5 separate regions of the Mus musculus genome follow, and all the other regions are linked to region 1. The links are chromatin contacts, found by Hi-C or POLR2A ChIA-PET in ENCODE. All regions are on one chromosome and are shown on one strand. The core of a region is the stretch at or near the end of the contact, and the rest is flanking DNA. Distances in the headings are between cores, read along the strand shown.

Region 1 (2,700 bases), core at 128-2,627:
TGCGCCCCGGGGCGCTGTTTCCCACGACTCCAGCAGCTTTTCTAAAAATCCAGGCAGCCTCCAGTTTACGGGATCAACCCGAGACTCGCTTCCCTTTGAAAATTCTAGAGTATAAAGTAAACGTACGAGCAAAGTATGTGTCTTAACACTTAATGGATGACATAGAGACCAAAAAAGCCATGTCCGTGGGCCCAGTAGGCCGCAATAAGGGGCGACCAGGAAACTGCAGCACAGCCCCCCGCAGCCGCCCTGCTCCCACACCAGTCATTCCAGCACCGTGGTGAAGGCGCTTGGGGGCGGGGCGGGGCGCGCCTGCGCAGCGAGGCTCTGCAGCAGAAACTTTGCCTAGACCGGCTGGAACCGGTTAGAACCGGTCGAACCCGGCCGGCTGCCAGCCCTCGATTCAGCAGCTCACAAAGGGAGGCGGCGACTCACGACCCGCGTATCCTTGCGCCTCTCCCCACCCCCTTTGTCCTCGCGACGGGTTCCGCGGTCCTCCCCGCCCTCCCTGGCGCGGCCCCCGCTTTCTGCGCCCAGTGACGCTTTCTCCATGGTCCTGGGAGAAAGAGAAAAACATCCTTTCCCCTCCGTCGTAGTTTTAGGAAGCGATGAGATAGACCTGGGGACCTTGCCGCCACGGGCCGGGCTCTGACGGTTATTAGCGCAGTGCGGGTGGTGCTCGGCATGGCCGCCAAGGTCGCCGTGCCCTCACCTGCAGCGACCATGGCCTTGCTGGGCTGAGACCGCAGCCTAACATGGCGGACGTAGGCAAGCACCAAAGCGCTCGTGTACCCGGGCTCGGAAAAGTGGCCCCGAGAGCAGCCGGAGGCTGCAGGTCGTCCCTACAGGAGCATTCCCAGTATAAACCAGTACAAAGTGTCACCACCTCAGAAGCCACTCGCAGGGCCGGTCACTTTCCGAGAGACCTCCATCTTGTTTCGCATGAAATGGCAGCCGCTCGGGGAGTTACAAAATGGGAAGTGGAAGCTGAAGCTGTGGGAAAGCCTGTTTTAACACTTGCAACATACGCTATACCCTCTGTCCTCCCAGGAAAACGCAAAAGGTGTTGAAACATCTGAAAAACTTGGGGCTCCCATTTTTAATAGCTATTAGTTCATGTTTTTTCTCCTTGTGACCAGAAATTTTAAACCTATTTGTACCTATTTAGCTGGTACAAGCTAAACATTTCTCTGTATTAGCAAGGTCCAAGAGGCCCACACGACGTCAAGAAAAATCTAGAAACTTGGAAGTCAGGATCTATTTTTAACTCTCTGAGGAACTATTTTTCTTCCTTCACCAAGGTGGTGGAGGGTTACTAGGTTCCGGTGGAGTGACGTGTCCCTTTGCAATAAATACCGGCGCTCCGGGCTCTGCGTCAGGCATTCAGGCAGCGAGAGCAGAGCAGCGTAGAGCAGCACAGCTGAGCTCGTGAGGCAGGAGACTCAGCCCGAGGAAATCGCAGATAAGTTTTTAATTAAAAAGATTGAGCAGTAAAAAGAATTAGAACTCTAAACTTAAGCTAATAGAGTAGCTTATCGAAATATTACTTAGTCTTAATAATCTAAGAAGATCTTAAGAGATAACATGAAGGCTTATTTAAACAGTTTGAAAAAGGAAATGAGGAGAAAAGTATTTGTACTGTATAATGGAGGCTGACCAGAGCAGTTTAGGAGATTGTAAAGGGAGGTTTTGTGAAGTTCTAAAAGGTTCTAGTTTGAAGGTCGGCCTTGTAGATTAAAACGAAGGTTACCTAAATAGAATCTAAGTGGCATTTAAAACAGTAAAGTTGTAGAGAATAGTTTGAAAATGAGGTGTAGTTTTAAAAGATTGAGAAAAGTAGGTTAAGTTGACGGCCGTTATAAAAATCCTTCGACTGGCGCATGTACGTTTGAAGGCATGAGTTGGAAACAGGGAAGATGGAAGTGTTAGGCTAGCCGGGCGATGGTGGCGCACGCCTTTAATCCTAGCACTTGGGAGGCAGAGGCAGGCGGATTTCTGAGTTCGAGGCCAGCCTGGTCTACAGAGTGAGTTCCAGGACAGCCAGGGCTACACAGAGAAACCCTGTCTTGAAAAAACAAAAAGGTTAGGCTAGTATTTGGAGAAAGAAGATTAGAAAATGGAAGTGAAAGACGAAGAAGACATACAGGAAGGTGAAGAAAAAGCTGTTAGAGAAGATAGGAAAATAGAAGACAAAGCATCTTTAGAAGACAGAAAAGGTACTTAAAGGCACAGGTAGTAGGAAGCCGAAGAATAGAAGATAGAAAGAAGCAAGATAGAAAAACAAAATGGAAGTTAAGACAACTTTGGATGCCAGCATTCAAGATAGGCAAAGAAGATAAGATTGAGGCCAAAAGGTTGGATAAGATATAAAGTCAGAAGGAAATTATCTTTAAAGCCATAAGTTCAAATTTCTGATGGAGCGAGCAGTTTAGAAGAGTCTTTAGACAGCCACATACAAGATTGAAGCTAGCAATCAAAGCTACTAGGACTGAAGTAAAAAGTTAAGGCAGAATGCCTTTGAAGAGTTAGAAGAATATTAAAAGCCTTAACTTGTAGCTTAATTTTGCTTGATGACAAAAGGACTTTTGATAACAGTTTCAAGATTGTCAGCATTTTGCATTGGACTTGAGCTGAGGTGCTTTTAAAATCCTAACGACTAGCATTGGCAGCTGACCCAGGTCTACACAGAAGTGCATTCAG
Region 2 (2,700 bases), core at 53-2,552, 110 kb before region 1:
ATACATATACATATACACATATATATCAGGTCCAACATGGACAGAGAGTAGATCGCTTCTAAATCCATTGAAACCGAGGTTTGGTGACTTTGTTAGGAGTTATTTCAAAAGGCCTGGTGGGAACAAAAGCACTCAGTAAGCAGAAGAGAGCCTAGGAAAACAGGGCAGTACAGAATACGAATGAAAATCTGCTTAGAAAGAGTGAAAAGAAATGGGCTGAGATGCAGTGCCAATGGGCTTAAGGGAGTCCTGTTGGTTTCTTCTTCTTCTTGTTTTGTTTTTGTTTTTGCTTTTGTTTTTTTGAGACAGTGCTTCTCTGTGTAGCCCTGGCTGTCCTGGAACTCACTTTGTAGACCAGGCTGGCCTTAAACTCAGAAATCCTCCTGTCTCTGCCTCCCAAGTGCTGGGATTAAAGGTGTGTGCCCCTACCGCCCGGCTGGTTTCTTCTTTAAGGGGAAACATGTTTGTTCATGGATTTGCATAACTCGATACTGAAGGAGAAATAAATAGTATAGAACTAAGAGGGCTAGTCACACCAGTGAAAACTTTCAATGTGGAGAATGGCTTGGTAATAGCAATCAAGGGCTTGTGGGATGACACAGCAGATACGGACTCTGGGCACCACGCCTGACAACCTGACCACCATCCCCCAGGTACAAAGTAGAATGAAAGAACTCACATCCCCAAGCTGCTCTCTCACTCTTACACATATGCTATGGCACATGCACGCACACAAAGACAGACATACAGAGCAAAGGAATGGAGAGAGAGGGAGAGGGGAGAGGGAGAGAGAGGGAGAGGAAGAGGGAGAGAGAGGCAAGCAAGAGAGAAGAGGTGGGTGCCAGTGAAGTTCAAGGACCGGGTTTACTGGCAGGAATTGTCCGAATGAGAGTCAGGCCCAAGAACAGCCCATTTTGGGCACTCACTTTCCATTCTCTAAAATGGGCTGACTGGGAACAGAGGTACCTAAAGGACTGGGACTCTGACCTTTCACTACCTACCCACCAATCTCTCCCTGTGTGTCAACCTCGTGGCTAACGGCCAGCCAGGCAGGACACTGTTTGCAACTTCTAGCCTATCCGCGTGGCCTTTTCACTTACCTTTCTCACTTTCCAACCGAGCCAGATCTCCTAGCTGAGGCGTCACTAAATGGAGGGGAGACGGATCTCTAGAATGAGCTGCAGAGGGCATGTAAGTTTTCCAATCGCGCCTGCGCACTGGGATCCTAGGCTCCTTCAGGACAGGTCGTTCTCGAGCGCTCGCTCTCGTGGGCCTGTGCGTGCGCGCACCCCCTAGCTGCGCCTGCGCAGAGGGTCGAGGACCCTGTGTCCTGAGAAGGCTTAGCGCCTGCGCGTTGTAGGTTTCGGGGCCTCCCGGCCTGAGGGAGAGGAACAGGGAAGATGGCGGCTGTGGTGGAGAATGTAGTGAAGCTGTGAGTGGTCTTTTTTGTTTGTTTGTCTCTTTTTTCTTTTTTAATCTCTCATGTACCAGAAATCTTGTAAAGGACCTGGGAGTAGAGAGGGAGGTGCGGGAAGAGACAAGGTAGAGAGAAGGACATGCCCGGGAAGTCCTTGCTGTGCGACTGCTGGGAGGGAGGGCAACAGGAGACTCGGGAGACGGCGCTGGGCTTCTTTTGGAAACTTGTGGAGGACTGGAGGGGGGCACACCGGAGCCCCCGACGGGTGTCCTCCTCGCGGGCCGAGCCCCGAGCGGAGCTGCGGGCTGCGAAGGAGAGGCTCACGGTCCCTGGCCCCTCTCTGGAGACGCGTCAGTCCCGCCAAGCCGAGGCCGGCGGCACTAGGAGATCGGGGTCCCCTCCCCGCCCACCGCCGTCCCTGGGGCCATAGGCTCCGCCGTCCCTGCGGAGTCCTAAGACTTAAGCAGCCTGGTGACGTTAACCGGGAAATCCGGGGTCCACGAAACTAAAAATGTTCTTGGGAAGAACTGGTCCAAGAGCAGAACTTCGGGGAGTGGGGAACTAGACCGGAGCCAGATGGCCTTCCAGTCCGCAGGAGCCCTGAGGTGGGCGTTCTCTGTCCCCCAGATGCCATTGTGCGGGTCAGATTTCCAGTGGAGCTGAAATAAACGGTTGTTGGGCGACACCGGGAACGGGGACTGGCCTGCTAGTCGCTTCCCCTCAGTTGGAGATGTTTGGATGAGGCTCTTCCTTCCTTCTTGAAGAAGAATCAGAGTTTTGGAACGGGGTGCCCATTGGATTTAAGAATGGCCTTCTCTTCCCTTAATGGCCATGTTAGACGTGATGTAAGGATAGAGAAATTGAAGTGTTTCAGCTGTCCAATCAAAGCTTTTGGATTCTGGATGACAAAGTAAAGGTTTTGGAACCATTCTGGAGGACTTTTCGCAGCTTTATCTGTCTTTGTCGTGGGCTGAGCCCCAATCGTCCCAAGAGGCTTTTAAAAAATTTTTTTTAAGGTTAAGTTGCTTCTTCCCTGCTGCTTGCAGCCCCTTTCTTTGAAAATGCTTTTCCACTTCCATTAAGCTAAGTGCCTTCTCTTGTGGCTTTTTTTTTTTTTTTAATCTCGCTTTTGGCTTCATCCTGCTGCCTATTTCAACCACCCCTCCTCCCAACGCTATTATCTCTGTGATCTGCCCACTCCGGATCCCCGGCTCTCTTCAGGCTGACATTTCCCTCAATTTAGAAATGAGGCTGTTAATTTACCAATTTTATAGTTCTCCTTC
Region 3 (2,700 bases), core at 56-2,555, 73 kb before region 1:
CTGAGGCCTTCTGTAATATTTGTTCTTTTGTTGTTTTGTTTTTGTCTTGGTAGTTTTTGTTTGTTTGTTTGTTTGTTTGTTTGTTTTAGAGATAGAGCCTCACATATCCGAGGCTAACTTTGGACTAGCTGTGTGACCAAGTTTGGCCTTGACTCGTGCTGATCCTCCTGTCTCCAGCATCCAAGTGGTAGGATTATTTGCTTCCATGGTTGGCCTGCCTACTACAGTTTTGCTTGTCCCCACCCTCCTGCCCCCCATACAGGGTCTCACTGTATAGCTCTGTGTGCTCTGGAAATCAGAGATCTGCCTGTCTCTGCCTCTCTCTGCTAGGATTAAAGGCTTGTGTGCCATTAAGTTTGTCCCTAAATGAACTAAATTGAAAACTCTACAAAACAAAAACAAATACTGAAGGCAGGAGCTTTCATCTGCTTTCCAGCAAAGAAACCAAGTGGCAAGGAGAACTCACGTCCCTGCACCAGATCCCAAGTGACTGCTGGCACCAGGAACAATTTCTGGCTCAAGTGGCATGTATATGGACTTGTTTTTCTCCATACATTCCAGGCCTTAGGCACACACGTGATGGTTTGTCAGAACAATTTGGTGATAAGATTTTGGGAAGCACAATGCCTGGCACTTCGGGATCTTGGAGGCTATGTCTCTAAGACAGCCAGGCTTATGTGACTGCACCCTGGAAGCACAGCAAGTCCCATGTTTCCAACCTACATTCGTAATGAGAGTGAAAGGGATTGTTGGGAGTCATTCAGTCCAATCTCATGCTACAGGTGAAAAACAGATCTAGCTGGGAAGGGACTTGTCCAGGGCCCCGATTCCTACCCAAGGCCAAGAGCCAGTACCCCTTCAGGCCTTCAGAACAGGCCTGAGAGGACTGCGGCACCATCCACCCACAAGGTGGGTCATTTTAGAGAGGGGCCCAGTCAAGTCACACGGAGCGGTAGCTGCACAGCTCTTGCCCTCATCCTTGGTTCTAATGAATCTTCCCCACATCCTATTACAGACCAAGGGTCTTATGCATGAAGCAACACTACTCATGTAGTTGGCTGTGCGGGGAGTGAGGGCGACGGGAGAGGGACAATACAGGACTCGGGGGCGTGGCTAGACCGGGTCTTTGAGACTTGCGTGATCTAAGTAAGCTGGGAACCAGGGTGGGTAGGAAGGACCAAAGATCGAAATGCGGGAGTACGCGTGCGCCGAGGCTTCTGGCTCCGATTGGCTCCTTCAGTCGGAGAGGCGGGGCCTCGGGTTTGTGCTTCCTCCCGCGGCAGCTTCTGCGGCGTAACGCCTGCGAATCGACCCTGGGCAGGACCGGAGACCCCGCCGGCCGGTGTGGTGGTGGGTCCAGAACTGGAGGCCTGAGTCGGGTGGCATTCTGGAGTGAGGCAGTGGGCTCTGCGACCCTGCAAGGTGAGAGCGTAGCCACACCCTGCCCGTGTCCCCGCCCTGGACAGGGGCGCGTCCCGACTTGTTTGGCCATTTCTTGAGAAACTTGAGACCCCTGCACCTGACGGTCACTTCCCTGACTCAGCCCACCCGATCTGCACTCGGCTGAGGGTCACTCTCTACTTTCACCCTACACATTTGATCCCTGAACATAGGTTAAGAATTGTAGACCGAGACCCCTTTGCTTCTTGGTTGAGAGCTTGAGGAGACCATCTCCTTAAGACCCCCCCCCCATTAATTGTCTAGAGTTCTTTTTGCAGATGGAGGGGGCAGAAGGCAACGCGGGGCAGCCCGGCCCTGCGGAGCGGTCCCACCGAAGTAGCGTCTCTTCAGTGGGTGCCCGAGGTAGGTCTCTACTTTCTTCTTTCATCTCTTTTGAACTCTTTGGTTCCAGCCTGGGGACGTGACTCCAGTTTGTCTTTTTCAGTAAGTTAATCATGTAGTAAATAATAAGATTTGTTTAGATGTGGCGGACTCAGAAATCAAAGGACTTAGCTGAGATCTGTCTCTAGCTTAGTGACTGAGCCACACTCCTGAACTTTCTCTTGTTTTCAAATGAAGACACATGATTGGAAAAGGGCACCACTTCCTTTGTCCCATTTCTTTTTTTGCAGACAGCTCTTTGAAAGCAGGGATTCTCCACCTCTTCATTTTATTGGGAGGAAATTAGGACCTAGAGAGGTTGTTAGGTCTCAGACTACTGGAGCAGACCAAGGTTGATCATGAACTTGACCCTTCAGGGCTGGTTTTTCTGCCTGTAAAGTGGATCTGAGCCAGTCTCCTGGTCTCTCCAAGTAGCTGTTGGAGCAGAAAAGACCAGAATCTCAAAAGCTCCTTCATTATGATGTCCACTCTCACCAGCCGTACTGGATTGGCGGTGACCTTTTGAAGAAGCGCTATTAACTGTTTTTACAGATTTACAGCTGGATCACAGAGTCAGAAAAGGATGCAGGCTGAGAACGAGGCCTCCACACTCCATGCTCCTTTACTGCGCCTGTAGTTCAGGGATGGGGAATTTGAGTCTGGCCAACCTGCCAAGCATCTTTGGCTCTGGCTTCAAATGGGAATCCAGCTTGTTATAAGGGAACACTGGCTGTTTGAGTTGTTTATTCTTTCCTGGACTGCTTAAAGCTATCTGCAGAAGCCACAGCATTGATTCTTAAAGTTTTGAAGAGTCCCAGTGAAGCCGAGACCTGGAACCTGCTGTAACCCAAGGTGGCCTTAGAAATCCTCATTGTCCTC
Region 4 (2,700 bases), core at 131-2,630, 110 kb after region 1:
CTGGCCCGCCCACCAGCCCTCATCTCCTGAGATGGCTGCATCCCTGGACAGCACCTCCACACGGTCGCCCTTCCTCAGGGCTAGTTCGTCCTGCCCATTGGGCTCATAGTCGAACAGGGCTGTCCAGACAGGATTGGCATAAGCTGCTGTTGCCTTCGGAGACCCCTCCGGCCGGACTCCACCGGTACCCCCGCCGCCCCCACTGCCACTGCCGTTCCATGACCCCAGCGGGCTCTTGAGGAAGAGGTTCTTCAAGGGCTCCATGGCAGGGAGCCGGCGTTGGAATGTGTGGGGGACCTTCTTCGGGTGCCCGTGGTATCCACCCCCGCTGGCTTGTGAGGCCCTAGAGCCGGAACCTGGGCATCCGGGCCCTGGCCCTCAGCCCCAGACCCACGCCTCTCTGGGGAGCCAGGAGTGTCGCCTCCCGGCCCCCCGCATCTCGGGCTTTTGGAGGAGGGCACCAAGGGCAGTGTGGTCAGGCTGGAGGGGTGGGGCCCACTGGCCTCCGGCGCCTCACCATGGCTGAATTGGAGCAGCAGAGTCCCTCAGTTCCGAAGTAGTCCTGGGAACCTGGCTTCAGCGCCCGCCTACCGTAAGGTGGGGCCTGCCAGGGTCAGCGCCCGGACTCTGGTTGTTGTCTCCAGGCACAAGAGGTAAGAGAAAGTCCCCAGTTGAGCCGAAGCTACCTCTTCTTGGGCTAGTGCCTTGGGCCCCGACAGCTCCGACCCCGGTCCCTTCTTCCTCCTCCCTTTGTACTTTGGCCCCGGGGGCGGGAGGCAGAGGTGGAGGGTGGAGTTTCACTTTTTTCCGCTCTTCTCCCTCCTGCAGGAAACAGCATCAGATGACGTGGGCGGGTTGCACCGCTCCCCTCCCGGAGGCTCCCGGCAGCTGTGCACGGGAGTTCCCGGGGAGGTTGGCCAAGAGAGGTAGAAGGCGGGCCAGGTAGTTCCTCCCGCCTCCCCCGCCCCCAAACACACCGGCACAACTCTAAGCCTTACGTTAGGTGCTCCTCTGCTCACGGTCGAAGTGGATCTCTGCAAAGACAGAGAAGAATCCTTGTGTCTGAATTCTCATCAGCCAAATCACCCTTGTGATTGCCTCAAAACCAAAATCTGGTCTTGGCTACGAAGTTGCAGAGCTCTTTAAGATTCGTTCTTTCCATATATGAAATAACAAGATACCCTGCTTTTCAGTGCTAGAGGGGGATGTGAACAGAGAAGTTTGGGACTTCAAAATCGGCTTACACTTGAAGCTCTTGGAACCATTTAAAATTATCTTCCTTTCACCCGAGAGGCAAAAACCTGAAACTGTCGTTCAGAACTTTGCCCGGGATTAGATTCAGAGTTGAAGGGCCTTCAACAACCTCTTCGTTAGTTCATCACTTGTCCTGTGTCTGTTACTTTAAGAAAGCCTATGTCATCCTGTTCGACTACTCAGGCCTGATCAGGATCACTCTCTGCTTCGGCTAAGCTCTGACCCGGAAGTAGAGGCGTAAGCCAAGCGACAACCATGATTTACGGTCTCGCACTAAGGAGAGGCGGCCCAAGTCGGGGGTGTGACCCGGTAACGCAAACTGGAAGTAGCCGTGAGGAGTCCCATTCTCCAGCTTTTCCCCGCCTCCTGTAACGCATTGGAAAAGCTTTGCGCCAGTCATCAAGTCGTTACCCAATGGCGACTCACCCGGCCGTCCCATATTTTGGTGGCTCTAGAATTTGACTGCGCGCGCGCCTAAGATACCTCTGCATCCCGTCACTTCGCTACTTCTCCGCGCTTGCGCACTTCTGCCGCCAGGTTTTCCTTTTCCGGGTCCCAACAGGTTCTAACGGGCGCATGCGCCAGTGCAGGCTGGCAGCTCGCGGCTCCTTCTTCCGGCCTCCCCTTTGCGCCGGCACCGGTAGAAGCGGGGCGAACGCAGAGCCCCAAGCGAGTGACCTGCGACCCCGGAAGTGGACCTCAGGGTCCCAAGGATTTCTCCGGTCCGGAGCCAAGGGACCTATCACTGGCACTCCGAGAGCACCTATTCCACGCCCACCTCTGGATGCCGCCGACGGGTGCCCAGCCCTTGCCCTGCGCCTGCTTTCAGGCTCGGCGCTTTACAACAGTTCTGGGCCACCGGAGGGGGCCCAGGCCCCGCCTCTGATGCAGTCCCACCCCAGTATCCCGGCCTGATCCGCTGACTGCCTGGGCCGGCCCCGCCCCCTGCCTGTGCCCTCACCCTACCAATCCCCTCCCCCGTCTGGGGGAGGCCATGGCGTGAAATCTAAGTCGGACCCCGGGACCCTCGGGCGCCAGCGGGGCATGGGCCGGGGGCCGCCCCCATGAGGGTCCCGGGAGGAGGGCGTGCGCAGCAGCGGCTGGGCCATGGGGTCTCAGGTGTTGCAGATCCTGCGCCAGGGGGTGTGGGCCTCGCTCACTGGGGGATGGTTCTTCGATCCGCATCAGAGCACCTTCTCCAACTGCTTCCATCTCTATGTCTGGATCTTCTTGCTCATCTTTCCCTTCTTGCTGTACATGGTGAGAGGCTGCCACCACCTGTAACTATGGCGAGAGGGAGTGTAGTCTGGAGGGATGGGCATCTTGAGTCCTGGGGCGTGGAGTGAAGCGAGTCACTGTAGAGTTCACTGTAGAGTTTACTTTGGTTTTATATAGAGGAAAGACCAAGTCTTTTCTGCATGGAGTGACCTTGAGCGCCTCATTTAA
Region 5 (2,700 bases), core at 19-2,518, 91 kb before region 1:
CAAGACAAGCACTTTGACTGTGAACCTGACCACCTGAATTTTGTCCCTGCATCCCAGATAAGGAGCTGGATGATGTGTGTTATTCCAGCACTCTTTTTTTTAAATTTATTTATTATATGTAAGTACACTGCAGCTATCTTCAGACACACCAGTCAGATCTCCTTAAGGATGGTTGTGAGCCACCATGTGGTTGCTGGGACTTGTACTCAGGACCTTCAGAAGAGCAGTCGGGTGCTCTTACCCGCTGAGCCATCTCACCAGCCCTTATTCCAGCACTCTTAGAGGGACATGGAAGTCAGAGACAGAATCTGCAGGAAGCTTAACATCCAACTGGGAGTATGCTACACAGCAAAGCCCTGCCTCAACAAGGAAGGGAACCCCTCCCAAACCTCTCTAGCTAAATACTTATATATCGACTGAAGTGTGCTCAGATTTTCCTAGAGCACCCTGAGGTCACTGTTGCCAGAGAAAGCTGAGCCCTGGCCTGCTACTGCACAGAGTTGTCTGGACTATGCACTGCCTGTTCTGCTATGTAGGCCAGGAGTACAGGGAGTCAGGCACTAATCCTTAGCAACTGAGTAGTCTTGAGGGCCAAAAAAGAAATGTGCAGATGAGACCACTAAAATAGATTTAAGAGAAAATATTTGGTTCGCAGGAGACGACACTTGGAGAGACTGACAGCATCCAGTGGTAAATGGATAGGCTCAAAACCTATGAAAAAGTGGGGTCCTGGCTGTTTAGGGGCAGGGAGGGCTAAGTTATCTACACCTAGTTACAAAGGAGGGAAGTGACTAACAGGAATTTAGATCTTGCCGTGACCCACCAAAACTGGTTAAAAAAAAAAATGTCCTTTCTTGCCACCGGTGTATTTTGTAGGCCGTTGGCAAGACCAGAGGCCAGCGCTGTCCATGGTAACTCTTTTGTGACTAAAAGCTTACATTCATTCATTTTCTCCTTTCATCTTGTTTCCAAAACAAATCCTGGAGGGCCGGTATCCCAGTTAGGTACCACGTAGGGATGGGGTCGAAATCACCTGGGTGGCTGTCAAGGCACGCCGGCTGGTCGACAAGTGATAGGCACTAAGGCCGGTTCTTCCCGCCAGACCCCTCCACTCAGGAAGCTCCTCCTCCGGAGGGCTGACAAACCGCCACTTCCACAGCATCCAATCAGATGTAACTGGAGGCGGGACAAGTTGCCGCTGATGGCTAATCAGTTTGTTAGGGCGGGGCTGCGGAGGGGCCGCGACGAGGTTTTCCCAGCCTTGAGAGACCCGGGTGAGGGCTGTGCGCGCTCTGCGCGCGCCCGCTCCAGAGCAGCCTCTCGGCGCGCTCTGTCCTCGGGTCGCGGCGCCCGTCACTCTCTGGTTCTGCTGAGGCCCAGGAACCTGGCTGGGGCAGGGACTGGAGGCGCGGGACGGCGCCTGGAGGTGGGTGCGGAGCGGGAGGCCCTGTAGCCGGGTGGGCGGGCGGGCTGGGGTCGACGCCTGTGTCCGTCCAGCCGACTGACGAGGGGTCAACTCAGCGAACCAGGGCGCAGAGCCCAGCGCTCGAGCCGCCTGCTTCCTGGCCGGTGCTCCCTTCTCTCTGATATCACTCCAGGCTATCACTGGGCAGAGGACACTTCTTCCCTTTTGCCCTCATCCTCCTCACCCTGTCTCCCTTTGTCGTCTTGGCATCTTCACTCTCCTGGTTGAACCGTTGGGTAGCTTTACCACCCCGCCTTGCCAGCGCCGAATTGTACTAGCGCCTTCAGACACCATCCATCTGGCTTTGTCATCTGTACCATCTCACCTGTTCATCTCGACTCTGTCCGTTCAGTCTACCACCTGCCTTCAGCCATCAAAATTCAACCTAGGTCCTCCTCCTCCTCATCTCCTCTCAGGGGACTCCTCCCTGGCACCCTGAATGTCCCCTACACCTGCCCCGCTCAGCCTCAGCCCCAGGCCTCTCCTTGTTTTTGCTCCTTTGTTGTCCCTGCAGCTGTCTCCTGGTTGTCTTTACAGCTGTGCTTTAGCCTCTATTCATCCTTCCACCCCATCAATACCAAACCCCAGCCCAGAATTCTCTCCACTTCGGACCAGAAACACTCGACTCTGCCAGCTCTCTTCTGGGTCTAGCCCTCTCCTCCCACAGCCTGGCCATCTCATGTCTCTTTCAGCTGGCCTGGTCTCCTCCAGCTTTCTGCATTCCAGAGAATTGCTCTGGCTTCAGGGGTCCCGACCTCTTCTGTTCTTCTTGCTCTCAGCCATTGGCACGCTCTCCTACTTTTCTTCCCCCAGCAGCTTCCCAGGGAGTCATGGAGCTGAACACCAAGAAGAAGCTTCACGCCCTGTCCCTGGCTGAGAAGATCCAGGTGCTGGAACTCTTGGATGAGTCTAAGATGTCCCAGTCAGAGGTGGCCCGGCGCTTCCAGGTCTCACAGCCCCAGATCTCACGGATCTGCAAGAATAAGGAGAAGCTGTTGGCAGACTGGTGCAGTGGCACAGCCAACCACGAGCGGAAGCGGAAGCGTGAATCCAAATACAGTGGGATCGATGAGGCTCTACTGTGCTGGTACCACATTGCCCGAGCCAAGGCCTGGGATGTAACGGGGCCCATGTTGCTCCACAAGGCCAAGGAACTGGCCGATATCATGGGCCAGGATTTCGTGCCTAGCATTGGCTGGCTGGTCCGCTGGAAACGTCGAAACAATGTGGGCTTT

What was found. A loop is a pair of places that touch in the nucleus more often than their neighbours do. ChIA-PET counts read pairs that join two places held with the same protein, here RNA polymerase II (POLR2A).
Region 2: POLR2A ChIA-PET joins it to region 1 with 84 read pairs in Patski. The contact joins the promoter of Dpf2 here to the promoter of Malat1 in region 1. POLR2A ChIA-PET finds 5 or more read pairs at or near these places in 3 of 5 experiments (Patski and embryonic stem cell).
Region 3: POLR2A ChIA-PET joins it to region 1 with 31 read pairs in embryonic stem cell. The contact joins the promoter of Frmd8 here to the promoter of Malat1 in region 1. A Hi-C loop is called at or near these places in 16 of 37 maps with a recorded cell type or tissue (CH12F3, Patski, T-helper 1 cell and 9 more). POLR2A ChIA-PET finds 5 or more read pairs at or near these places in 5 of 5 experiments (Patski and embryonic stem cell).
Region 4: POLR2A ChIA-PET joins it to region 1 with 89 read pairs in Patski. The contact joins the promoter of Map3k11 here to the promoter of Malat1 in region 1. POLR2A ChIA-PET finds 5 or more read pairs at or near these places in 2 of 5 experiments (Patski and embryonic stem cell).
Region 5: POLR2A ChIA-PET joins it to region 1 with 20 read pairs in embryonic stem cell. The contact joins the promoter of Tigd3 here to the promoter of Malat1 in region 1. A Hi-C loop is called at or near these places in 1 of 37 maps with a recorded cell type or tissue (CH12F3). POLR2A ChIA-PET finds 5 or more read pairs at or near these places in 4 of 5 experiments (Patski and embryonic stem cell).

Annotation. Positions count from the first base shown.
Region 1 is chr19:5,801,349-5,804,048 of GRCm38, reverse strand. Malat1 (metastasis associated lung adenocarcinoma transcript 1 (non-coding RNA)) reads left to right here and starts at 1,377. Exons shown (of 1, transcript NR_002847.3): 1 at 1,377-2,700.
Region 2 is chr19:5,911,473-5,914,172 of GRCm38, reverse strand. It overlaps Dpf2 (D4, zinc and double PHD fingers family 2), which reads left to right and starts at 1,302. Exons shown (of 11, transcript NM_011262.5): 1 at 1,302-1,432. The coding sequence starts at 1,401. It overlaps Gm42067 (predicted gene, 42067), which reads right to left and starts at 1,219. Exons shown (of 2, transcript NR_168272.1): 1 at 1,101-1,219.
Region 3 is chr19:5,873,813-5,876,512 of GRCm38, reverse strand. Frmd8 (FERM domain containing 8) reads left to right here and starts at 1,305. Exons shown (of 11, transcript NM_026169.4): 1 at 1,305-1,422; 2 at 1,719-1,803. The coding sequence starts at 1,719.
Region 4 is chr19:5,687,811-5,690,510 of GRCm38, reverse strand. Map3k11 (mitogen-activated protein kinase kinase kinase 11) reads right to left here and starts at 1,380. Exons shown (of 12, transcript NM_022012.3): 1 at 1,245-1,380; 2 at 999-1,034; 3 at 1-822. The coding sequence starts at 264. It overlaps Pcnx3 (pecanex homolog 3), which reads left to right and starts at 1,603. Exons shown (of 35, transcript NM_144868.3): 1 at 1,603-2,514. The coding sequence starts at 2,362.
Region 5 is chr19:5,892,696-5,895,395 of GRCm38, reverse strand. Tigd3 (tigger transposable element derived 3) reads left to right here and starts at 1,268. Exons shown (of 2, transcript NM_001362045.1): 1 at 1,268-1,426; 2 at 2,279-2,700. The coding sequence starts at 2,296.